Regions from separate parts of the Mus musculus genome. Here regions 1, 2, 3, 4 and 6 are each linked to region 5. Evidence: chromatin loops called from intact Hi-C (ENCODE). Cell type or tissue: heart. All regions are shown on one strand. Region 1 has its middle 19 kb from the start of Gm40577. Region 2 has its middle 44 kb from the start of Gm40577. Region 3 has its middle 37 kb from the start of Gm34554. Region 4 overlaps Rian (RNA imprinted and accumulated in nucleus). Region 5 has its middle 16 kb from the start of Dlk1. Region 6 holds the start of Meg3 (maternally expressed 3).

Region 1 (4,000 bases), 960 kb before region 5:
ATTCCCCGTGGTGAGTACTCTGGAGCTCCGTGATGCTGTTTACGAGGTGTTATGTCTTTTATAGTCTGCTTTAAAAAATAGTTTAATCTCTTTTAGATTTTTTTGGAAGTTAGAGATGTATTTCTTCTACTTTTCCTGTGTGTATAGGTCAGAGGTCAACTTTGGCATTTCCCCAGTTGCTCTCCATTTTATTTTTTGAGACCCCCCCCGCCCCCCCCCCCGCACCCCGCCATCCCTTGATGGTCCAGGAGCTTGCTGTTTTGGCTAGCCCGGCTGGCCAGCGAGCCCCAGGAGCCTCCTGTCTCCATCTTTACAGCGCTGGGTTCCAGGCATGTGTTGCCATACTCAGCGTCGGGGTTCCGCACTCGGGTCCCTGCGCCAGCCTAGTCAGCGCCCCGTCCCCTCTTCCTGCTTTTGGTTTTTTGAGAGCTTCTTAGTGATACTGGTGATACTGTGTTAAACCGTGTTTCCTCAGAAGGAAGCTGAGGCCGCATGAGGTCTTTATGGAGGCCAAGCCGTTAGCGCCGGGCCGTGAAGGTGCGCGCCAGAGCGTTTCTCTATTAAATGGGAAAATTTGGAACCCAGACAGGCAGAGAAAAAGGCCTTCTCTTGTGTACAAGCTGATGATGTGAAGAAGTGACTTAGAGGCGTGCTGCCGCCTTGATTTCACACTCCTGGCTGCAGAGCTGTGAGGGAATAAATTCCTGTTGTTGTAAGCCTCTGACTTGTGGGTCTCCTCTGTGCTGTGGCATCCAGAGAGAATAATTCCACCCAGAAGGTAAGTGTGGGGTGCAGCTAGAGATCCTTTGTTTGTCTATAGCCCCACCTGCCCTGGATCTCACTATTTAGATCAAGCTGGCCGTGAACTCCTAGAGATCTACCTGCCTCTGCCTCCCTAGGGCTGGGATTAAAGGTGTGCAACACCATGCCAGCTAGAACTCCAGTTTCAGTGTGGAGTAAACTCCAGAGACCAGGAGTGAGAACAGAGTGTAGGGACACAGGGTACAACTGACAGACGCTGAGGTGCGTAACTAGTGGCTCTTCTTCTTCTTTTTTTAAAGATTTATTTATTTATTATATGTAAGTACACTGTAGCTGTCTTCAGACACTCCAGAAAAGGGAGTCAGACCTCATTACGGATGGTTGTGAGCCACCATGTGGTTGCTGGGATTTGAACTCCGGACCTTTGGAAGAGCAGTCGGGTGCTCTTACCCACTGAGCCGTATCACCAGCCCCTAGTGGCCCTTCTTACGAGGGCATTTTCCCCAGGGCTGCGGACACTGAATGTCCAGGCAGGAGGAGAAACGGAGGTCATTTCTTTACCGCTCAGTGCTCAAGTCAGGTTCTCAAAGGCTTGCTCACCCCATGGGTGTCAAGAAGATGCTGTGAGTCCTGGGCTGACTCCTTGGTATGGGAATCCTGGCAAATGGAGGCCAGAGGTGAGGTGAGTCACACAGGGGTGTGGTCAGGTGACGCCATATGGAAGCAGGAGAGATTTAACAGCTGAAGCAAAGGAGGTGGCTGCAGCAAAGGAGGTGGCTGCTCCAGACCCAGTGCTTGGGTTTCTCCAAAGTCCATACATTGAAGTCTTAGCCTAGGAGGGAAGGTATCGAGGCCTGGGTAAAGTGGGGTGGAGGGAGCCGGTCCTGTAGATTGTCTTCCAGGACGTGCCTTCTAGGAAGAGGCAGAGACTCAATTCCCCCCTCTCTGTGTCATGGAAGGGGGCAACAAGAAGCTGTCCCCTTCCAGAAAATGAGCAGCCTGGCACCTTGACCCGGGACTTTTCAGCCTTCAGAATGGAGAGAAAGTAAACCCCCAGTCTCAGCGCCTGGCAGCTGAGCTGCGGAAGACCCTGACAAAGGCCGGAAGGCAGGCGGGAGACCAAGTTTGTGGTGCTGACCCTCACAGGTGTGAGATTCCAAGTTCCATCTCTTCCTGATGGTTTCTACCCAAACCCAGGGTCTTGCTGATGGTCTCCTACAAACAAATACTTATTGGAAGTTTATAAACGATAATTCCAATATCTAAGCATCTGTAGGATTTCTACTATTTTGTCTCTTTATCTACATGCTTTGGCTTTCCCCTTTGGATAGTTTCTGTCTGACATACCTTGCGTTTAGTAGTCATGATGTAGGAGGAAGTCTTCTTCTAGCTGTGAGCCATATTTACCCTTCTGGCCACCAGGAGGCGCCGGAGCTCCATCATTGCTAGGGTTCTACTGCAGCAGACACAGGATGGAAGGTTAATTTTCTTCCCCATTTTAACTAACCCATGGACAAGCTCCCGCAGCACAGGTTCCCGCAGCACAGGTTCGCCGACATCCTGGGTCCCCACAGAGCTGGTTTTAAGCAGAAATGAAGTTAGAGGCATAGAAAATATCATTCAAAATAACGTAAGGAAATGTTCATACACACAGAAATAGAATTTGGTGTGAGAAGAACCACACTTAAAAAAATATCAGATGTCATTCTTCAGGCAAAAGGGTGAGTCTGGATGAAGGTAAGGGATGCAGGAAGGATAAAGAGCTATGTCGGCGATGTCGGCAGTGGCTGTGTGCTCGCGTGAACGTTCATATCAGCAGCAATGTCTTGGGTTAAGAATATGGAGAGAAAGCTGGGGGAAGTCTTAGCTGATTAAACGCTTGCTGTGTAGATGTGAGGGTCTGAGTTCTGAATCTAAGGACCTGTTCAAAATACTAACTTTCTGCCTGAGGCTGGGCAAAGAACCTCCCTCAGGCAAGAACACTCTGGGCTTAGCCAGGACTGGGAATAGAGCCTGTTCCACTAGCCATCCTGGAACTCACCCTGTAGACCAGGCTAGCCTTGAACATATAGAGATCATCTTGCCTCTGCCTCCCAAGTGCTGGGATTAAAGGTGTGAGCCATCACTACTTGGCCAAAATATATAAATATTAACAATGGGATTGGGGGCTTTGTAAATCCTTAAAGTTAACCTGGAATAAATTCAAGTCAGATGATATAACTCTAGGGTGTTAATCAGAGTCCCTATGGTGACCACGAAGAAGCCAGAATACACACAAAATGAAATGAGAGTTTAAATGTTTCATTATGAACAGTAGAACTCAACAGAAGTCAGTGGCACAGGAAGGGCCAGAGCAGCGGCAAGGCACACTCAGGGAAGGAAGAGCCAAGCAACAGAAGGAAAGCTCTCTTCTCTCCCTGGTTACTCTAAATATAAATGAGCTAAACTCCCTGGTGAAAAGACAGAGACTGGCCTTAATAAGTAAAACCCCAAACTAAACAATCATGATTCACAGGGAATCCAAGGTTGATAGTTCTTTTCTTTCAGCATTTGAAAGACATGTGACTTCCTCGGAGCCCCTCCTGCAGGCCCCTCCCGTGAGCCCCTCCGAATCATTGCTCAGGGCTTCCAAATTTCTTCTTTGCCCTTAGTTTTCAGAAGTCTGACTGTGATGTGTCTCGGTGTTGATTTCTTCACGTTGCTTGTTTTTTGGACTTTGCTCAGCTTCTTGACTTTGCAGACTTACATTCTGCCAAACTTGAGAAAACGCATGCCACTTCTTCAAACACCTTTTCAACACTACTGTCCTTTGTTTCCTCTGGAACTTTGAAGACCTGAACCTTAGGTCTTCTGATACCATCTAACAACAAGCTTTTAAAGTTCCATCCATCTTCTGTTTTCATCTGTTCAGATTCATTGCTTCCCATGTCTTTTAATCTTCAAGCCCGCTGGCTCTGACTTTGTCTGTCGTCATTCGGTAGTTGATCCTGTTTTCAGTGAGTTTTAAAATTTTGGTCATCACTCCCATTAGCCCCAACTTCCCCCATTTGTTTCTTTTTGTGTTTTTAATAAAGTTTTTTCTGTGTTTTCACTGATTTCAAATGTATCTGTAACTGTTCTCTGGGTGGGACTGCTTCAGATCCTTTTATAGAATCCCGACATGTGAAACATTTCAGCATTAGCCTTTTTATTTCAGTACCCAAGATGTAAGAGCCTAGATGCAAAATCCTCAATGAAA
Region 2 (4,000 bases), 940 kb before region 5:
ATGTCTTTATGCAGGGAAGTGCTTTCATATTTCAGCTTATTTCCTAAGGAGAGACAAAGTAGTCAGGAGAAAGATTAACTTGGTCAAAGGTTTTAAAATCTGATTTCATATTTCTTAAGAGGAAGGCACCTTATGAAACAACTTTATAATCTGTTGAAAAACCTGGTTATGTTCTTTTTTAATATTGTTTTTCAAAAGGACTCGTCTGAGCAATATCCTGTCCCTTTCAGCAGACAGCCACGATATGAAAAGAGATTTGTTCCCTCGCGCTCTTAGGGGGCGATCTGGCTCAGGAAACAGACTCATCGGTCCCCAGGAGTATCTGATGGTTGCTATGGCGACAAGTCATTTAACGCAACACCCTACGAAAGCACTGATCAATAAGGGAGGGGGTGCGATTGAAACAAATTAGCTGGTGTCTGAGTGGCCCTGCGCAAGAACAGCAATAATAGCCCTGTCAGTCCCTCCTGGGGCAGGACCCAGACAGGAGGCAGACGCATAAGCCTCATTCTGGCGCCCGTTGCATGGCGACGCTGCTGACCCAATCTGACCTGGAGCTGGGTCCTGGAGCTGGCCTCCCCCCCCACCCCACCTTCTGCACACTCCTACTGGGGTACCTTGTAGCACCTCACTGCAAAGGTGGGACATCCAGGTCCAGAGGAAAGCTGGAACAAGTTCACAGTTCAACCTCCAGTGGTTCCCAGCTTGGGCCAAACGAAAAGCAATAACCCCTTACCTTTCCTTCACCCGACCATCCTCTCCTAGGGGTGGGTGTCAGAGGGGCAGGGGAGACACAGGGAAACAAACCGTGGCTCAATCTGCCCTATGATGTAGGGTCCGTCAGCCAGGCTTGATGGGTGCTTATAATTGTTGTACCTATTATGAGGGGATAACGTGATAATCTGACAGAGAGTGGCTTTCTGTGTAGCAGATATCCACTTAGACTGACCAAGGCAGGAAGGGTATTGTGGGGAGCCAAGGGGTAGCCCAGGGCGGAGATCACACACAGATAAGGAGTAAAAGAGAGGACCAGGACCCCCAGGTGTGCATCTGCCCTCAGACCCCATAGCTGCAGCCAGGGCTTGCCTATGGGCTGGACTTCCCTGTCCCAGCAGCCTGGGCTGACGGCAGAGGGCTAACCCCCTCAGTTTGGGGTGGGCTGTGAGCCCCTTCCCAGAAGTCTGTCTCAGCGAGTGTCTGGGGTATTTCCTAGAAGCCTTACTTTGTGGGACTGGGGCTTCAGTGTTCAGTGGCTCAATTCCTGAGATCTTCCTTAAAGAATAAACTGGAGGTCCCAGAGAGCAGCCGTACTAGCACTGTCGGCGTCAGGGACCCACCCCGGTTCTCCCCCGCGCCCCCCGCCCCCCAGTGCCCTCATACGAGGACTCATACGATTTGAGCTTAGTGTTCCCTTAAGGCATGGGTACTGGCCAGCATGTGTGTGTGTTATACAGGGGAGTGGGCACACGAGTGGGCAGAGGGATTGCTCACTGCTTCCTGAGGAATGGGGTCTGGTTCTGGAGTGATCAGGAGCCAAGTCTGGGTTGGCAGGTACTAGTTCTAATTTCTTGCTTGTTGCAGTCTTTTTCAGCCTCAGCTTACATATCCTGGGAATGGGCGTGGGCGTGCGCCTACCTTATTGAACAGCTATGTGCACTAGGTAACTTGGTATGTGGTGTTTAGTCCTTTGGAAATAACTCCCTTGGCTCCTTACACAGGTGTCTCTTTATGGGTTCCAGAAGACTAGCCTGGGACCCCAACTCCTGAGAGGGCCAACAAGCAATACAAGATAAACACAGGCTTTGGACTGGACACAGGTGGACTGCAATCTCCTACTCTGCCAGCTTCTGGCTGTGCAACCTCTGCTAGATACTGAGGATCTCTGTGCTTTTTTTTTTTTTTTCTACAAGTGGATGCTTATTAGTGACGACAGTGCACCAGGAACTATGGTCCAGGCTGCAGAGGACAGAGGAGGCGGTTTTCTTTCAAGGGCGCACGCATTTCCAAGCCAGATAGCCCTCCCCAACTAGGTCTGCGCAGCAAAAATTCATGCGGGACAAGAGCGCAGGCGCCTGACAGCCCGTGGCGTAGCTGCTTCTAGAAGGATCCAGAGGAGTCTGGCGCTGGGCGGATGGGGTGCTTGCGACTGCTGCGTTCCTGCTGATAACCAGCAGGGGGCAGGCTGAGCCCACAAGCCGTCTTGTCCTCGCTTCACCCCGGCCCTGCGGCTGTGTCCCGGGACATGCGGCGTGCTTCTGCGCAGCCAGCGAGCTGCCCCCTCCCCGGGGAGCCTCTCCATCATCCGCGGGCCTAATAATTTACATTTAATTTGTTAGCGGTTTAATGTTTAATTTAAAAAACTGAATGATTCATTGCCATATTAATAAATAATAACATTTATTATTCTTCTAATGAGTGTCCGAAATACAAAAGCAATTACACGTCTTATGTATTCTCTCATAAACTGAGACAGCAGAGTGTTCATTACAGAATTCTGTTGGGGTCTTGATTCCGCCTTCATGGCTGGCCTGGCCCTCGGGCTGTCAGGGGAGTGGTATGTCTTTAAAGCAGCGATTGGCTTGGTTCTGCTCTGGCTTTTCAGGGTCTGGGGGCCCCAGGAGAAGCCTCCAGAGGGTACCCCTTCACACCATACACTGTTCCTTCCACAGACTCTCACTGGTCCCGGGGCGGGGTGTGGTTATGCTTCCTTCCCAGGTAGAGAAACTGAGTCTGGAGGGGGCAGCTCTGAGAGACAGCCGTGAGCATGGCTAGGCTCGGCGAATTGACTCTGAGCATTGTTATTGTTGTTAGGTTTTTTTTTTCTTCTTCTTCCTTTTCTGGGCTTTGGAGCAGGCTGCTACAGGCCCTGAGCAGGAGGGAAGTGGGGAGAGGGACTGGAAGAGTGTGGATGTGTGGCGGAGGGGGTGAGGTGTAGGATCGGGACAAATCCCTAGCCAGCCAACGCCCTAGCTTGCTTCGCTTCTCTGCTCCTTTCAGATGATGTGGAAGGGTAAAAAGAAATGGGGTAGTCAGCAAAGCCAGTTCACCAGTAAGATTCCATCATCTGCTTCCCAGGGGTGGTAGGCGAGGCCAGGGATTTGGAGGGGCAGGGAGAGGTCTGGGCTCTGGCTTTAGGTACCAAATTTCAGGAAGGGGCTGGTTGGGGGGCCCTAGGAATTGGCAGGAAGGTCAGGGTGCTTCTTCAGTCCGGGACATTTTCAAACGAATGCCCAAACAGCTTCCCGTCAAGGACATCCACGTACAGTTGTTCCCATCCTGACCTTTTCACTGGTTTTAATGCCAGCTTCATGCCATCTAGCCAAAATCCTGGCTTCCCACAGCTACACAGCACTGCACAGAGGAGGCCCCCCAGGGTGTGGACACTGACTCGCCACATGGCCTGGCCAGCGCAGCCCTGGGCTAGGCGCTGTAGGAATCCTTGATTGCGGCCTTAGGGTCAGTTCCTAGAAGTGAACAACCGGAGCAGAGGGCAAGAGTGCCCGGGAGGCTCTGGCTCCCTGCTACAGTCCTCCTGCCAGCCTGGGTGTACCCCCACACACTCCCAGAGCAGGCCCGGTGGGGCTGCCTCCTGCTGTGCCCTTGGCAGCCTCAGTATGGCTAGCATGATCTTCTGCCATGCAGAACTTACCTTAATCCAGGTGCTGCTGATCATGCCTGGCCTGTGTTCACCTCAGGGTCCTGAAACACAGGCCAGTTTCCATTGTTGGATGCAGGGGACACTGAGACTCGTGAAGGGTGGCATGAATTCAGCTTAGGTTGTAGAGCCAGTCTCTCCCTCTTACAGGCTGAAGGTTGAACTTATGGCCTGTGTATGCCAAGCAAACCCTTTAAGGCTGAGCTATAGTCAGCAGGTCCTTTGGAGTCTCATGGAATGCAGGGATTGCACTGGTTTGAACCAAAAAATCTCCTCCACAGCCTCTTGGGTTTGAGCACTTGGTCCACAGGTAGGCACACTGTTTGGGGAGGTTATGTAATATCA
Region 3 (4,000 bases), 520 kb before region 5:
GCCCAAGGCCTGCCTCAGGAGAGTGTGAAGCAATCTCTCTTGTCCTCCATGAGCAACCCTGACCTGACAATACCCTGCTAGACTGGGAACTCTTTGTGGAGGCCGTGGTGGGGTTAGGAGACAGGGAGAGCATCAGGGTGTGCCTCGGGGCCTACCAGGTTCTGCGAGTGTATCAGTAGACAAGGGAGATGACCATCCCTCCTGCTGTGCACCTCTGTCCCCAGGAGAGGCTGTCCATCGATCTTCTTTCCAAGGGCGTGCTGGCTGCATGCAAGTGCATAGGCTCACCACTCCAGGTCTGGGGTCTCGAACTCAGGCAGCTGCCCTAGGATGTAACCACCAAATGGACTTTTTTCCTGTTGGCATGGGGTGGGGGGTGGGGGGCAGAGATATGGGGTTACCTGAAGGACCTGGAGCAACACCCAGGAGGTAAGATCTAAGATTCACTAAGGAAGCAGAGACCCCGGAGTGCTCTTTAAGCCTTCCCTATTTGGACCTAATAGAAGGGAATATCCACACCAAACACCTGAGGGGCCAGCTCCTCACACACAACAGATGGCCAGGGTCTGAGCTGACACTCCCTCTCATTTGGATGGCCTTGCAGACTGAGGTCATCTGCAGGATCCAGGCAATGGGCTCTCCAGACCCTTTAGACCCAACAACCTGAGAAGGGAGGTTTGCCCTGAGCAGAGGCAAGCCCCACAACAAGGAAAGATAAGCTTAGCATCGCTGTCAGATCTAACAAATAACAATGCAGATCACTAGTTAGTGTGGGTTCTAGTGTTTAGTGCTAGCATGTTCCAAACATGACTGCTTATCAGGAAGTTGCATATAACTGGACACCTGACATGCCACTCAGGAATCCAGAAAGGAGGCTGACTTCTGACCAGCCATTGAAAACTCTCCCTACCTGTTGACCCCATCCTCTGTTGCATCTCTGACCATGAGGGTCCCTCCACTTCTCACTGCCAAGCTCTTTGCTCCCAAAACTCCCTCATCCCCAGTGATCCTGACAAAGTGCCCCATTGGGTGGGAATTGGCCTTTAGCCCCCACTGCTACATGGTGGGTTCCTGCTTCTGGAAATCTTGGAGGCTTCAGTTTGGGTTCCCCCCTCTAGTTCACCTCAGTGTTAGAGGAGGCCCGAGGGTGTCCCTCCATGGGGGAATGCTGAGAAGTCACTTGACACAGCTCCTGGGTCCTTACCATCAGACCCTGAAGTGCTAAGCTCACAAGATGTTGCTTCTGAGCTCTGACACCCCTCAGGAAATGACTGAGAACTATTGCCAGGGCATGACTTAGCAGAGGCCACCAAGAGCTGGTGGCAGAGCAGAGGTATCTTCAGGTGGAGGACTTTGGGGTGCTGGTCATTTTCTTTGAGCTCCTGGTGGTATGGTACCGGAGGCGGCCCCTCTCTCCCCTAGGCAGGGTGGAGTGTCCGTTTGCAAGCTGACCGAAACTCCGTGGGTCTGGAGGTCTCAGGCCAGAAATGTTTTCATTTTCCCAGAGGGTAAATGCGCTCCTGCCTGGGTGGTAAGTGGAGCCCTGTGATTGGTTTACCATCTACTCTAGCCCCAGGCCCTTGGGCACGGAGGACGGCCACTGGGGGGCAGTGCTAGCCAGGAGACCTGGCAGGGATCCACCCTCCTCCCGCCAGAGGCCCTGCGGCAGGGAGCTGTGCATACCAGACTCTTACTCACAGTGAGTGAGGATCAAGGTAGTGCTGGACTCTGGGCTTTCTCCTAATGTCCAGAGCCACACCCATCTGGACTCCCCCCTCCATCTCTTTCTCTCCCAACACACACACACACACACACACACACACACACACACACGCACGCACGCACACACGCACGCACGCACGCACGCACAGGCTCAGATTAATTTACCCAGCCTACTTCTTTATCTCCAAAACTGAGCCCAGTGTCCAGTGCCGCTTTGAGGGTGCTCCACATTCCATCAAGGTCGCTCAGCCTCAGCTTTGGCCCTGGGATGGGTTATGCTGCACTGACTGTCCCCCTTGCTAGACTGCAGTGCCAGGAAGTCTTCCATCCTAGCCAGTCCCAGTACCCATTTTACAAATGGCAAAACCAAGGCCCTGAGACAGGTAGTGACTTACCCAGGGACACACAGAAAATTAGGAATGGTTTCCCTGTTCTTCCTCTACGCCCCTTCTGCATACACACTGGGTGGCACTCAAATCTCGAGGACCTTAGGAGGCCCACCCCTGCATCAATGTCCCCCATGTCCTTCCCCTGCAGATTCCAGACCTCCTAGGGCCAATGCCTAACACTCTCCTGTGTCCTGTACTTAGCTCACAGTGGGCCTCACTGCAGGCAGGGCTCTTGCTTTCTGCAAATCTCCTCTTCTGTGGAATGGGGCATGCCTGAACCCTTGAGAGTCTGCAGGGAGAGAATGTATGCAAATTCCTGGAGAGTTCCAGGTGTTTAGGCATGAGCACCCAGTGGCCATCTATCTGCATTCAGTCTCCCTACCCTGTCCCAAGGTCCCTGGTGCTCTCCCACTGATGCTCCTGTTCTAGACGCCCCCGCTCCCCAGCCTGAGACAATGGATCCACCTGGCAGGAGGCTCATCTGGGCTCTGAGATACTGCCCCCTGTCTTCTTCAGTATTCAGTCCCAGGCAGGGTGGGCTCAGAGAGAAGAGATGCCCTGTGGCTTGGCACACACAGAAGGGACAGGGTGGAACATGTGGGTAGCCTGTGGCTTTCCTTAGGAGGTGTCCACCTGTCTGCTGTTGCAAACAATCACACACACACAGACACACACACACACACACAGAGAGAGAGAGAGAGAGAGAGAAGAACAAGCCATGTGAGGGAAGGTGGCAGCAAAAGGGGGTGTTAGGGGAGACATTCCTGAGGAGGCCCCGCAGTCATTACACATCAGTAGCTGGGTTTTTTTGTTTTGTTTTGTTTTGTTTTGTTTTTTGCCTCAGCTCCTCAGAGAGCTCCTCCGCGTGTCTCCTGGGCTTTGCCAGCTACTCTGAAGCTGCCAAGGTTTTCTGACATGGAAGCACAACTCTCCCTCACTTCTAGGCTGAGTGAGCTGTTTCCCATGAGTCTCAGAGCAAGCCAGGGGCAACAGCAAGAGCAATAGCATGGATGTACCAAGGCCACTGTCCCTGTCCCCTTATGCTGCCTGTACAGCTGCCCTACCCTCTCCTGTGTGTGTGGGTGTTCATGTGTTTGTGTGTTTGCATGTATGTGCATGTTCATGCGTGTGTGTGTGTGTGTGTGTGTGTGTGTGTGTGTGTTCATGTGTTTGTGTGTGCATATTCATGTGTGTATGTGTTCATGCGTGTGTTCATGTGTTTGTATGTTTATGTGTATGTATGTATGTGTGTGTGTGTGTGTGTAGGCCAAAGGTCAATGTCAAATGCTTTCTCAGTCACTTTCCCACCTTAATTTTGGAGACAAGGGTCTCTCATTGGCCTGGAGCTCCCAGGTCCGCTAGCCTGGCTGGCTGGTGAGCCCCCGGGATCCTCTCGTTTCCTCTGCTGGGGTGGCAGGTACACACTGCCTGGCTTCTTACAGCATTCAGCTCCTCAAGCTTGTGTGGCCTGCACGTCACCAATTCAGCCACCTCCAGGCCCCAAGTCTTGTTTTGAACAGTTCATTTTCAAAGCCTCCTCACAAGCCGGCTTCCTCTGTGTGCTTGGTGGCTTCCGCCCAGAAGTCTGGCCACAGTGTTTACTGCCCTGTGGGGTGGCCTGGAGGGCTGGCGTGGGGTGGTGCTTCCCACATTGCTGAGAAGTTTGGTGGGCAGAACACCCAGCTGCCCACAGTTTCCATCTTAGTTCAGCCAGGACAGCAGACACACAGTCAATGGTGATAACTCAACCCGTGTTTACCTGGAATCTTCCACGTGGGAGGCAATGACCTCGCTTGGAACCTGAGGATGGATTCAGTGTGGATGTTCTGGGCTGGAGGAATAAAGAGCACCACCTTTGAGCAGGCCAGACCACCATCGTGCTATATGAC
Region 4 (4,000 bases), 170 kb before region 5:
TAGCCCCTGCTGGGAAGGGAGGGAACACTCCACCTCTGATAACTCCTGTTGCTCAAGGCAGGGGATGAAATACAGGCTTGAGGGAGTTGAGAAATGGGTTTCTGTGGCAGGGTCGCACATGGAGGAACCATCTGCCTGACCAGTGAAGAAAGAAAACATTGAAGAGAGAGAGAGAGAGGCGCCTTTGTGCAGGCAAACAAGGAGGGTCCCTTCTGTGTAAGGGGCGACAGGCAAGTTGCACTTCCCCTGAACGCACAGCACACAGACGGCTTAGTGAGTCAGGCCAGGCGTTTCTGTACCACTGAGCAGCTAAGCTTTCTGGGGGTCATCTGGAGACCACCCCCACTATTTCTCGGGAGTCATTCATGCTGAAGGCAGTGAAATAAGAGCCTCTAAATGCTTCCTGTGCGCAATCTGATTTCTTTTATTTATTTATATGAAAATAAGATTCACTCCCTACCAAATTACAGGGGAACCCAATTAAAAGCAGTAGGGTAGCTGGGCCGACCCCCAGGCGTTTGAGGAAGAACAGGGGTACCTTGGGAGGGTCTAAAAGGGGTCAGGGCTTGGGTAGGGGAGCCGGGGGCGTTATTCATCCTGGAGGCTTTTTGTTTTGCGTCTGTCAGTCATGTTCTCTGAAAAGGCAGAGCTGCCTTGAAGAGGGAGGGAATGGGTGGTACCTGGCTGGGCTGGGCTGGGTCGGGTCGCGCCGGGCTGGGCCAGGCTGGGTTGGGCTGGGCTAGGGAAGCTTGGATTTTACTGAGTACCCTGCCTGTGTTCCTATGCCAGATGACTTATATGAGTTATTTTTCTCAGAGACATCTCAATGGGCCTGTGTGAGAGATTCTGGATTTTTAAAGAAAAATGAAAGGAAGGAACCAAAACACAGAGACACTCCTGGGCTACCTAAGGACACACAGCTAGAGACCATGCAGTATCTGGATGGGAGTTAAGATGGCTACTTATGATTGACAAGCCTACTCCCACACTAAAAAGGAAAGGGTACCGACGCCATCTCACCCTACACACACATGCCACGTCCTTTGACCCTAGAGGCAAGGCCGACTCAAAGACACAAATGTCCACTCTCAGACCTGTATGTTTTATAACTGATTTGTCACAGCTCTTTCCCTATCCTGTATCCTGGGACGAGAGGGCAAGGAGCAAGCTGAGAGATTATAGTCACATTGTAAAATTAATCACAACTATGAGGTGCATGTGTGTACAGGTGTGTGCACAGGAGTGTGTCATTCCATGTGTAGTATTACGGCGATATGCAGACTCACCAGCAACACGCAGCAGGCGACATGGCCCTCTGCTTAGAGGGGCGGTCTCCGAAGTAAGTGTCGGGAAAACACAAAAGGGTCTTCTGGAAGGGGCAAAAGAACATGGTGATTAACCTCTGACCCATTTTGTTAATTACACTGGGCGGGGAGGGGGGACAGGGGGAATAGCCTTAGAATAGGAAATCCTATAAGCAAGGCATTGCAGTTCAAGACCATGGACTGGGAAATTTTGGACACAGGGTGGGGCACACGCCTAACTATGGGGGTGCTATCAGGAGATGGGTGTCAAGCTTATTCTTCAGCTTAAGCACAGTGTGTCCAGTGGGGGGAAAGGCGTGGGGTGGGGAGTATTAGGAGGGTACAAGCCGTTGAACACCGGACTTTTGTATCAGGCTTTTTTCCTTTCCCCTTGGACTTAATCCCAGAAGCTCTGGGAAGTCAGCGAAAGGGCTAGAAGGCTACACGGGAGCAAACTGGTATTTTAGAAAGATTTCTCAGTGAAAACAAATCTGTGCAAACCATTTACTCAGCTAGCCCACCGCTAAGGGGCTGGGATAAACAGAGGGATGTGTTCACCAGGCTAGCTACCAGAATGTTCTCTGTGGTGCCATCAGCAATGGCATAAAATGAAAACAGCTTAGCTCTCTTTAATCGGCCATCAGTTGAGCTGGATCACATTAATTAAAATGTGGGTGTGTGTGGTGTGCCCTCCTCGCTGATCCTTGCAGAGAACACTTTTATGGATGTATTTATGGTTTTATTTTTTAAATACCATATTGAACAAACAGGAACCCTGACCTGCCCTGATGAGAAGGATGTTCACCAGGCTTCTATCTGCACGCACTCTCCAGGAAGGGAACAGGACAGCTGGCATTTTCAATAACAGAACAGGGTGTTGCATACGTACACCGGAATATTAAACAGCTCTTAAAAAGAGGGAAATGCGCAAACCTATTGTCTTTTAATGGACGTCTGGATTTTACAATGGACCAGATTAATCATGATCTTTTGTTCCAAGACAGTTTCCCATCGTTGGTCCGAGGCACAGTGCCTTTCATTCCGCTAACGTATGCATTCATATATTCATTTGTAATAATGTCATAAGGGCTCGGGAGCTCTCTCCCCAGATCCAAGGCACTCAGCAATTACTTACACCTGCCAGGATAAAGGACCCCAGATTTCAGGGTGGCAGTAAGATGCTTAAATCACCTCCCGTGTATACAGAATCCGAGGTGCTGGGTGTCATCAGAAAGGCAATGGATCTTTGTTATGGCCAAGCAATTCTGGAGGGGAGGAAAACAAGCTGATACAAAATGCTAAAGGAAGAACGCTAGCTCTGAAACAGCCTCCGCACGAAAGAAAAAAAGTCAGGGACTCTGGAAAGGTGTGTTTATAGAGGTGTGCAAATGTACAGAAAAATGCAGGAGCCCAGGAGGACCACAGCAGCTAAATTGAGGAGGGGGCTATAGATGAGGGAGGGGCTCAGTCCTACAACCACATGGACTTTTACCAACCACCAAATTAATTAGCAGTACTTTTGCTGTACAATTACAATAAATATTTTGCATGGGGTTTTTTTTTTAATGGCTCTTTGTTATGGTTGTTGTTTATTCTTTTGGAGGATTTTACTGGCCAAACAACAAACAAACAAACAAATAAACAAGCAAAGGGAATAATCAAAAAACAAATTCGATTAAAGTTGTGGGTGCCCAAAACAAATTCTCAGCACAAAGGGACTCAAAAGGGGAGTCAAGGTTTATATTTTTTTCTCTTCCTTTTTTTTTTTTTTTAAATTTAATTTTTATTTTCTGTGCTTCTGCGCTGACGCCGCAGTCCGCTCAGCCTGTCAGTGACATGCAGCTAGCAGGTGTGAGCCTAGGCTGTGATTTCACTTCCAATCCGACCCTCAACGTCTGCAATGTACCCATGGGGGAACATTTTCCTCTTTGGTCCTTAAGAGGCCCAGAAAGCTAATGCGCTGGCCCGTGTTCTAGGGGATTAGCTGTATGGAATGGGAACTCCAGGGGAATGTGACTTGAGATAGATGCTGGCACAGGGGACACGGTCCTCTAGAGAAATAAACACAGAAGTGGTATGTGTCTCAACTGTGCAGCCTGCTTGCTGGTAACGAGCCGAGGCCATGCTACGTGCCCTGACAGCTTGACTCTTGAGCAACCCACACTATTACTGTGTACCTTCAGGGTCTAACGCAGAGGGTCCTGGCATCAGCATCACTAAATCATCCAAGTAGCGCACTGCACACTGGACTCCTCAGAAGACCCCTTTCTCTTCAAGGTACCCCAAGTCTGGCTTGCATCCTGAGCTTCAGACCTAGCTAGTGAGTCCCTCTGCAGCTGTCAGGGGCTGTCAGGATCTCAGACTGCGCATAGGGCTGAGTGTGTGACAAAGATAATATGATTACACCCACGTCTTCAGAGAAGCACTTGATGCTCAGAGACCCTCAGAACCAAAAAAAAAATTAACCCTTTCTAAACTCAGCAGTCTGAAGACTCATCCACCTTTTTCTGCCGTTGCAAAGCTGCTGTTTCATTTACTGGGTAACTGTCTTCTCTGAAGAAATGCAGACTAGTCTCCTGCCATGACTTTAGGCAGGGGAAAATAAAACCTGAGGAGCATTAAGCACTGTGTTGCCTTTATGGCTGGTCTGTAATCACTTGAGGTTCAGCTCTTTAGCCCACACGATTTGTGGAGTG
Region 5 (4,000 bases):
TCCCAACAAGTTCCAGCTTGGCCGTTTATGCAGAGCCTAGAGAAGAATAGAGCTCATTTGGCATGCTCGCTGGTAAAGCCACTGCTCAGCACTGGGAATGCCACTGGCAAGTCTGGAAGGCTCTAAAGAGTGTCTGAACTGATAGCCTGAGTGTGGACTTCAGCTCCCATATTGGAGGAAGAAACAAGAGTTTTGAAAAGAGGATCGTGTCTAGAGTTTCATGTCTCAGAGCTAAGGAAACATAGATAGACACTAGCACGCTGGACACCCTTCTTGGCCCCTCTCTAACCTTGTTACTGGGCCTTTGAAGTGGGAGCAACGTGGAGCAGACCTTGTAAGCACATTCTAGTCTGCTACATGCCTAGTGGAAGGAAAATGTATGCGGGGAAGAACAGGCCACAACAACTGAAGTAGAGTCCCCAGCCCTGGGCAACAGCCCCGAGACGGACAGAGTACGCAGGTCAGGTCAGACTGTGTGAGCTACTCTAGCTGGGCCCCAGGAGAGCCACTAGGCCCCAGCAGGGCCTTTGGAAGACATCCCAGTGGAGGTAGAGATGGGCCTTGATAGGTTCAAAGGAGTGTGCCAATTCAGGGGAGGGGGAGGTCTTCCCGGCAACAGGAGGAAGCCCAGCCAGGGCAGGCCAGGCACCCGGGCGCCTGGCTATTTTGGGAGCTGAGTCTCAGAAGAGTGAGGGGAGCAGCTGTCCCTAAGGAGGTGAAGCTTGGAGGGGTCCCCAACATGACCTTACTGGGCATTGCCACAGGAAAAGCTCAGGCAGGTTCCAAGAAGTGAAGCTACAAGGTCAGAGCCTTAAGAAGCCCCAGCGGTCACCGTGGCAGCCATGGTGGAAGAAGGGCATGGCGACAGCTGAAAGGCCAAGGGGCAGAGATGGGGTAGAGGAAGAGGAGTGGGGTGCTGTGGGGCGTGGCTGGAGTAGGGAAGATAGAGGAGAGACACAGAAGTAGAAGTTTAAAGGCAGTTCTCCTCCTTAGCAAGTCCCCCTCCCACTCCTGCGTCTGTTCCGTTTAACACAGACAGGGAAAATACATTCACATATCCCCAAGATGAGTAGTGGTAAGATTTAAAAAAAAAAAGAAAGAAAGAAAGAAAGAAAGAAAGAAAGAAAGAAAGAAAGAAAGAAAGAAAGAAAGAAAGAAAGGCTCCAGACAGAACAGTGTGTATATAATGAACTCATTTATGTAGTGTGAAAGGGAACGTACCAGATCCACTTTTCTATGTATATGTTTACACAGACATAGATGTTTCAGGAAGATCACACAAGAAACTGTTACTGCATTCACCTCTGCTGAGTGGGCGGGGACTGGGGTGGAAGGAGGATTCACTCCTTAAAGTGTCGTGCGGAAGAGAGTCAGTGTTACTCTTTAAACCACTTCTAAAAGAAAAAGAAACAGAGTGGGGGAGATGGCGGCATCTGGCTTATATCCATACATGGCCGGATGTGGTTATCTGGAAGGCAGTGCAGGCCTGAAGGCCCCAGAAGGCTCGCCCTACTCCCCCTTTGCGTGCCTCAACTTTTCTACCACCCTGGGTCCCGCTGGCTCCCCGGGCAGCACACCTGCCCCGCCTAGCGCCCCTGCTCTCGGCGAGCTGGCTGCGCCCCCTGCCGGCGGGTCTCCTGGCCTCGCCTCGCCAACGTGGAGGAGGAAGAGGGCTGGAAGGCGCCTACTCTGCAGCAGTTACCAGTTCATCCCCGGGATGTCTGCATTTCCTCAGAGAGTGGCTCCTGTAGGGAACAGATAAGAGGAGAGCCGTTGTGAATGAATGCAGGCAAGGGGAGCCTATTCATTATCGTTTTCAGCCTAATGAAGCCCTCTGAAGGTTCTCTTCAGAGTGATAAATCCCTCCAGGGCCCCAGTCCTTCCAGTCACGAAGCCACAGGCTTGTCATAACTCATGTCCCAGGAACCATACTGCTTGTTCCAAACTTCCTCAATACAGGCTGCTCAGGAGGCCCAAGAGGAAGACCGATAACAAATTTTTGGAAGCACAGACGTTCCCAGGCATTGATTGTCCAGGCATTCTGACGGATAGTTCTGGGGGTTCACTCCTCCCCGTGGCCCAATCCTATCAGCCTTGGCAGTGTGGGGGCCGGGCAGAGGAAGCTGGCAGAGTCAGCTGTGTATGAGGAGAGGGGACCCAAAGACAGCCAGGAGTCTGTAACTGTGGTAATGGGCCGTCTAAAACGTGGGGGATGTGAGAGGGGTCCTTGTTCTCCCGAGCAAGGTATTTTTTTTGGGCAGTCATATGGGGTGGAAGGTGCCTCAAGCCTGCAGAGTTCCTCCCTCCCCAACTAGGCCCCCTGCCTTCCAGTCACTGCTCCTGACGTCCGTTCCCAGCAAACGCAGCCAGGTGGCTGGATGCTCTCACCCCTCATGGGAGCAGAACAGACAGCTACGTGAGACACAGTCCAGACTACGGCCTGTTCCATACAGTTTCCCATCCGTACAGCCAGGCTTGGCCAAATGGCTCCCTGGTGTCAGGGCGGTGAAGGTCTTCTACATCCCCTCAGCAGGAGGGGCGCACAGAAGAGGCCCGTTCAGGGGTGTGTGAGGATGCGGAAGGGAGCCAGAGGCCCAGGCAGGGGCTGTTTCTCTGTGTGAACATGGAAAGAACGAAGCCCTGCTTCCTCCAGTGGCTTCTTCACCCACACTGCCCACCCCGATGTGTGAAGGACAGTCTCACTTTGCTCAGCTCTTGTGGTAACATCGTTCCCAGACCTTTGTCCTTCCCTATACAAACATAAAGCTCTCCCTAATGTGGTTCTCTGAAGGCCAGCGCCACTTTCACACAGACTCTGCGGTGACACGGATCTGAGACCTTTGGCCCTTCCTTGTACAAACAAGGGCCTTTTCCCAGAGTGGTCCTCTGTCCCGTCCACCCCCAATTAGGGAACGTGGGATGTACATCGGTCTCAGCCTGCCGTGGGGCTACTTTGAACAGGACAGAAGAGATATTTTGGGCTCTCCCCTTCCTGGAAGCCTGGTCCTGGCTGCCACCCCAGGGGGATATATGAGAAGAGTCCCGAGAGGTGTGGAAAGGGCGGGGCGGGGCAAGGCAGGGACTGCTCCAGCCTAGGACTGGTAGTGCCACCCAGAGGCCTGGGCCAGTAACTGACCTGTGGGAATCTGGGGGGAGGGGTGTCTCTGGGCCAGGTGTGGTTGTGGAGAACAGGACAGAGAAGGATCCTGAGTCTCTCTTTATGTCTTCTGCTGCTGCAGCCATATCTACAAAGCCCGGAGATGATCCCTTCTATTTCCCGTGCGTGGCCCTCTGGGTCCAGCATAGGGGCAGAAGGGAGCGTGTGAAGGCTGGGGGTTGCCTTTGAGTGGAGACTGAGTGCTCTGGCCAGGGAGTTTGCCTTTCAGCTGGGATTTGGAGACAGAGTGAGAATTTAAAATGAGAAGTAACTGGTTGGCTTTGCTGCTGTTGTGCTATTTAAAGAAAAATCAGAGAGGGCAGAAGACTGAGAGACGAGAAAATCACACACTGGGACCCTTCAAGAGTTGGCCTCCTTGGGATCAGAGGACTGTGGCTGCAGTCTGGCACTGGGCCATCCCACAGCTCTCTGGGAGGACCTTCCCTGTGACTTCCCAGATGCCCAACTGTGGACCACCTCAGAGCCCAGACTGAGTGGGGTTGGCCTTTTATTCGAGACATGTGGGACTTAAAATTATATTTTATTTTTGTCTTTAAAAAGACTTATGAGCCAGGCGTGGTGGTGCACACCTTTAATCCCAGCACTCGGGAGGCAGAGGCAGGAGGATTTCTGAGTTCGAAGCCAGCCTGGCCTACAGAGTGAGTCCCAGGACAGCCAAGGTTACATAGAGAAACCCTGTCTTGAAAAACCAAAAAAAAAAAAAAAAAAAAAGAAAAGGACATATTTTATGTATATGAGTACACTGTACACTGTAGCTGTCTTCAGACACACCAGAAGAGAGCATGAGATTCCATTATAGATGGTTGTGAGCCACCATGTGGT
Region 6 (4,000 bases), 110 kb before region 5:
GGCGCAAGGAGAGCCCTGGGCATAGGGGCTGCAGGAGTCTGCGAGAGAATGGTTGAGACACATGAGCCATGAACGGGAGGACTAGATCCACCTGCAAACCTTTCAACAAACATGTGCTGAGGTCTCTGCCCAGCCCTGCCTCAGGCTGCTGCAGTTCATTTAATTCTCACAACAACCCTAGGAGGTTGCTCCTAATGTCCCCACTACCCCAAAAGGGACATCTCCGAGAAGGTGGGTGGAGGAGGGGGAGGGGACATGCCTTGGGGGGTCAGCCACGTGCTCATTCCAGAAGGAAGCACCCCACCCCACCCCACCCACGGAGTTGCCAGCAAGATGCTGGTCGCCCCTGACCCGGGTCCCCCTCCTGAGAGGTTCCCAAAGGGACCCTTTTGCTCAGGACATTGTTAGGACAGCATGATCAGTCACAAGGGACGACCCTCCTCGGGGAGGGCAGCACTCCAGTTCACTAGCAGATGAACACGAGCACAGATGTACAGGAAAGGGCTCAGACTCAAGACACAAGCAGAGCAAAGGTCAAGGGCCATGGCCAGTGCCCCCTCACTAGGGCACTGGTTCAAGGTTTGAACCCCAGAGAAACTAGCTGGCCACTGATGATCCTCTTTGTCGCTTGTCCCTCGCTGTCCTGATCCCAGGGGGGTCCACAAGGAGTTGCTCTGTATGGTAGTGGGTTCCTGGAATCCGTGCTCCTTGGCTCTACAAATAACCAAAGGTTAGAGAATTTATTAAATGCCCAGGTATAGGTATTAATTACAATGTAAGCTAATTAATTATAACTAATTATAATTTCAGCTAATTATTTAACATTTTAAGTTGTCTTTAATGGCTAATGGGTCTGGGGGTGATGAATGTGCAATGGGCAGGAGAGCTCACAGGCCATATAACATGCAGGCAACTTGAGGGAGTGGCTGGGGTACCAGGAGGTAGAGGTGCACAGCAGGTACTCGAGCAGCAGCCTTGGCATCCAGAAGGTGGTCCTGGAAGACTGGTGTGAGCCGATGATGTCATCCCTGAAGAGAGAGCCTAGGATATGGGAGGGGGTTGTTAGAAACCACCTTGATGACCTCTAACGGCCAGCCCAGGAACAGCATAGAGAGGGAGGGGGCAAGTGAAAGAGGAGAGAAGGGAGGGGAAGGCTTGGGGGGAAAGAGGGAGGGGTGGGAGGGATCAGGGAAGAGAAGCAGGGATGGGGTGGAGGGAAGGAAGAGAAGGGAGGGGTAAGAGGAATGAGGGAAATGGGTAGGGGCGGGAGGAGAAAGGAGGAGGAAGGGAGGGGTAAGAGGAATGAGGGAAGTGGGTGGGGGGGAGAAAGGAGGAGGGAGGAGGGAGGAGAAGTGGGAGGAGGGAAGAAGTGAGGAAAAATGGGAGGGGGAAGATAGGGGAGAAAAGTGGGAGGGGAAAGAGGGAGAGGAGAAATGGGAGGGGGAGGAGGGAGAAGAAATGGGAGGGGGAGGAGGGAGAAGAAATGGGAGGGGGGAGGAGGGAAAACAGAAATGGGAGGGGGAAGAGGGAAAGTAGAAATGGGAGGAGAAGTAGGAGGAGAAATGGGAGGGGAGGACAGCAATGGGAGGGGTACAGATGAATTGATTGACAGGTCACAAGTGTTAGCTGTGTGCGCATGCGCAACTCTAGCGCTAGTCTGGCAGGCCAAGAACCATTTGCACATAGAGACCGCTAGGGGGCGCGCGGCCCGCACTCACTAAGACTCCAATAGCCCAACCACCTGAGGCACCCCCACAGGCGCCAGGACGCAGCTGCTAGAGCTAGACTGACGTAGGAGGGGGGAGGGCGCCCAACAGGTTTCAGGCTTGGGGGGGGGGGGCAGAGCCCACATCAGCCATCTTTAAGGGTCGCTATGCACCCCCATCGCCTCTGCCTGAGCCATTTTCCAGACATGACGCAGCACACACACAGGCATCCAGGAGCCGCCTTGCACCAAAGAGACCCTGCAGTAAGGGGCTGCCCCCAGACCACAATTCTACTCCTGATAAGTAAAAGCAGGACGCTGCCCCCACCCACCATTAGTAAATCCAATTAAGCATAATTAAAATTTAAAGACTCAATTCTTAATACAGAACACTCATTTTTGAGGTCTTCAGCTATATGACAAAATAAAGGCAGACCACCCTGCCTCCCCCCACCCAATTAACACCCTTCTCCTCAAAACCTTGCCCCCCCTTTGCCACGTCAACTCTCAAGACCCTTATGGATGACGCCTAATTAATTAATATTTTTTGCAATTCTTCCTCAAAAAGCCACACCTTTCTAAGACCCCAGAAAACACAAATCACTGAAAATAAATTAATCTGCGTCCATGACACCCTAAATCACACAGCCACTGCAGATGACGCCATCTCTGACCTATTGTAAGTCCTGCAAGCGCACCTTAGTGAATCCAGGTATCTACTAACATTTCCCCATAGGTAAATGAACCCATGGTCCCGCAACCCATCTCGCTCCCGACCCCCTCCTGCAGGAGAACAAAGGCCACCTCCTCTTCCCTCCCCACCCCGCCCCCCAAAATTCCGCAGTGCCACCAGCGCCCTCTTGCGGCCATCAATAGAACATTCTAGAAACCTGCCACGTCGCAGCCCTCAGGCTGCCCCCCCCCTCAGCCAGCCAGCCCAGAATGAGGAGGGGGCGGCCAGGGGGGGCTTCACGGGGACAAAGGAAACGGCAAAAGGTGATTTACCAAAAGTCAAAAGCCTTCAACACGTCAGAATCTAGCCGCAGCCATCATGCGCAATGCCAAAAAGAACCCTGCCTCCAAATTTCCAGCACTCAGATCACCCCCCACACCTCCACACACCCCCTTTTCTGCATTTTATCTTTTCCTTCCTATGAGACGCAAGGACGTGGGGTTTTTTCTACCCTAGCCCACCCCCCACATCTATTCTGCCTTTGCCCCCCGGTTCCGCAGCCTTCTCTGTGATCTGGGGGTCTCCGGCTAGATTTGCCTTTGACGCCCTCTCTTTCCGCTGTTAAAGTAGCTGCGTCAGGAAACGGCTAGTAATGGTTACATTTTTTTTCCCACTATATTTTGCCCGAGGTTAGGTCTATACTAAACCCGAGTATCTGGATTCAGAATTGCTGGTCAACATGAACCTCTAAATCTTACGCCCACGTTCCGCCGAGAACCTGGCTAGGAGAAAAAGATGGCTCGAGACCCCCCTTTTCAGGTACCCCCCCCCCATTTTATGGGGCTTGCGGGATGATGCATCGCCGCCATGTCTCTCACCATTAATGCGATTCTAAGGGGGGCTTTCAGCCACCAAAACCAGGTTTTTAGACCCCAGAAACAAAAATACACTGGATTTGGGGGCGGAATATCTCATTATTGCTGCTTTTCTTAATCAGGGTCTCTACCGCGCTGCCCACACTAGTGAGAAAAAAAGCCCTAGTGGACCGGACCCCCCCACACCCGCGAGAAAAATGTGCCTGAGGATTCTTTTCCTTGCAGAATTTCGTGTTGGATGCTGGGGACCAGGCTAAGGGGCTGGCTTTGGGAGAAGGTCCCCAGCACTGGCCTTTCGGCATGTCCAGGAGGACGGAGCCGAAGCCAGATAGTGATGTCGTCTTCATTTTTGCACATCCTTTCAGGCAAAGGATGGCTAACCACTCACCAGGTAAGAGATTCTTCTGTGGGCGCCCCGGGTTTCTGGAAGAGCTGCAGCCAAGGCCAGCAGAGCCGAGGCGAGCTCTATTCCAGCTCTTCGTCTTCTGTGCTAGGGGCTGGCTGGGTGGGGTTTATATAAAGGCGCAGAAGGGGTGGTCTTTGACGTCAGCGCATTCTGCTGCAATGCGCTCATTTCTCTAAAAGTGATTGGCCGGAAAAATGAGCCCCCCAGATTCTATGACAAATTGCTGTAGCCGCACCCAGACTGCAGCAAAGAACGAAGGAAAAAAAAATCTGCCGCAGTGCCCCTGGCCGCCATGACCAACACCCTGTGGTCGCTGGTGATTTTTCCCTACATGAGCCCTA

What was found. Peaks named below come from ENCODE experiments on the same cell type or tissue, not always from the same donor. Only the 100,000 strongest peaks of a DNase experiment are listed, where the experiment ranks them.
Region 1: a loop joins it to region 5, with 6 times the contacts of the local background. A loop is called at or near these places in 8 of 42 quality-filtered maps.
Region 2: it touches region 5 in a loop (14-fold over the local background); 21 of 42 quality-filtered maps call a loop at or near these places.
Region 3: it touches region 5 in a loop (12-fold over the local background); 20 of 42 quality-filtered maps call a loop at or near these places.
Region 4: a loop joins it to region 5, with 11 times the contacts of the local background. A loop is called at or near these places in 13 of 42 quality-filtered maps.
Region 6: it touches region 5 in a loop (3-fold over the local background); 8 of 42 quality-filtered maps call a loop at or near these places.

Annotation. Positions count from the first base shown.
Region 1 is chr12:110,396,788-110,400,787 of GRCm38, reverse strand. No RefSeq gene overlaps it. Among named protein-coding and RNA genes, the nearest start is that of Gm40577, 19 kb to the left of the region's middle. In heart, a CTCF peak has its summit at 2,177 (motif pointing right); no DNase peak of the experiment used is centred here.
Region 2 is chr12:110,371,763-110,375,762 of GRCm38, reverse strand. No RefSeq gene overlaps it. Among named protein-coding and RNA genes, the nearest start is that of Gm40577, 44 kb to the left of the region's middle. In heart, a CTCF peak has its summit at 2,180 (motif pointing right); a DNase peak (open chromatin) is centred at 2,152; H3K4me3 peaks cover 805 bases; H3K27me3 peaks cover 3,423 bases.
Region 3 is chr12:109,956,519-109,960,518 of GRCm38, reverse strand. No RefSeq gene overlaps it. Among named protein-coding and RNA genes, the nearest start is that of Gm34554, 37 kb to the right of the region's middle. In heart, a CTCF peak has its summit at 1,601 (motif pointing right); a DNase peak (open chromatin) is centred at 1,618; H3K27me3 peaks cover 200 bases.
Region 4 is chr12:109,604,783-109,608,782 of GRCm38, reverse strand. Rian (RNA imprinted and accumulated in nucleus) reads right to left here. Exons shown (of 21, transcript NR_028261.1): 2 at 2,442-2,569. Among named protein-coding and RNA genes, the nearest start is that of Rian, 2.8 kb to the right of the region's middle. In heart, no CTCF peak of the experiment used is centred here; no DNase peak of the experiment used is centred here.
Region 5 is chr12:109,435,536-109,439,535 of GRCm38, reverse strand. No RefSeq gene overlaps it. Among named protein-coding and RNA genes, the nearest start is that of Dlk1, 16 kb to the left of the region's middle. In heart, CTCF peaks have their summits at 1,624 (motif pointing left) and 3,117 (motif pointing left); DNase peaks (open chromatin) are centred at 1,615 and 3,055; H3K4me3 peaks cover 922 bases; H3K27ac peaks cover 3,536 bases.
Region 6 is chr12:109,540,741-109,544,740 of GRCm38, reverse strand. Meg3 (maternally expressed 3) reads right to left here and starts at 3,745. Exons shown (of 10, transcript NR_027652.1): 1 at 3,642-3,745; 2 at 892-1,041; 3 at 1-714. Mir1906-1 (microRNA 1906-1) reads right to left here and starts at 200; the gene lies at 121-200. In heart, CTCF peaks have their summits at 1,679 (motif pointing right) and 2,588 (motif pointing left); a DNase peak (open chromatin) is centred at 3,770; H3K4me3 peaks cover 2,338 bases; H3K27ac peaks cover 1,480 bases.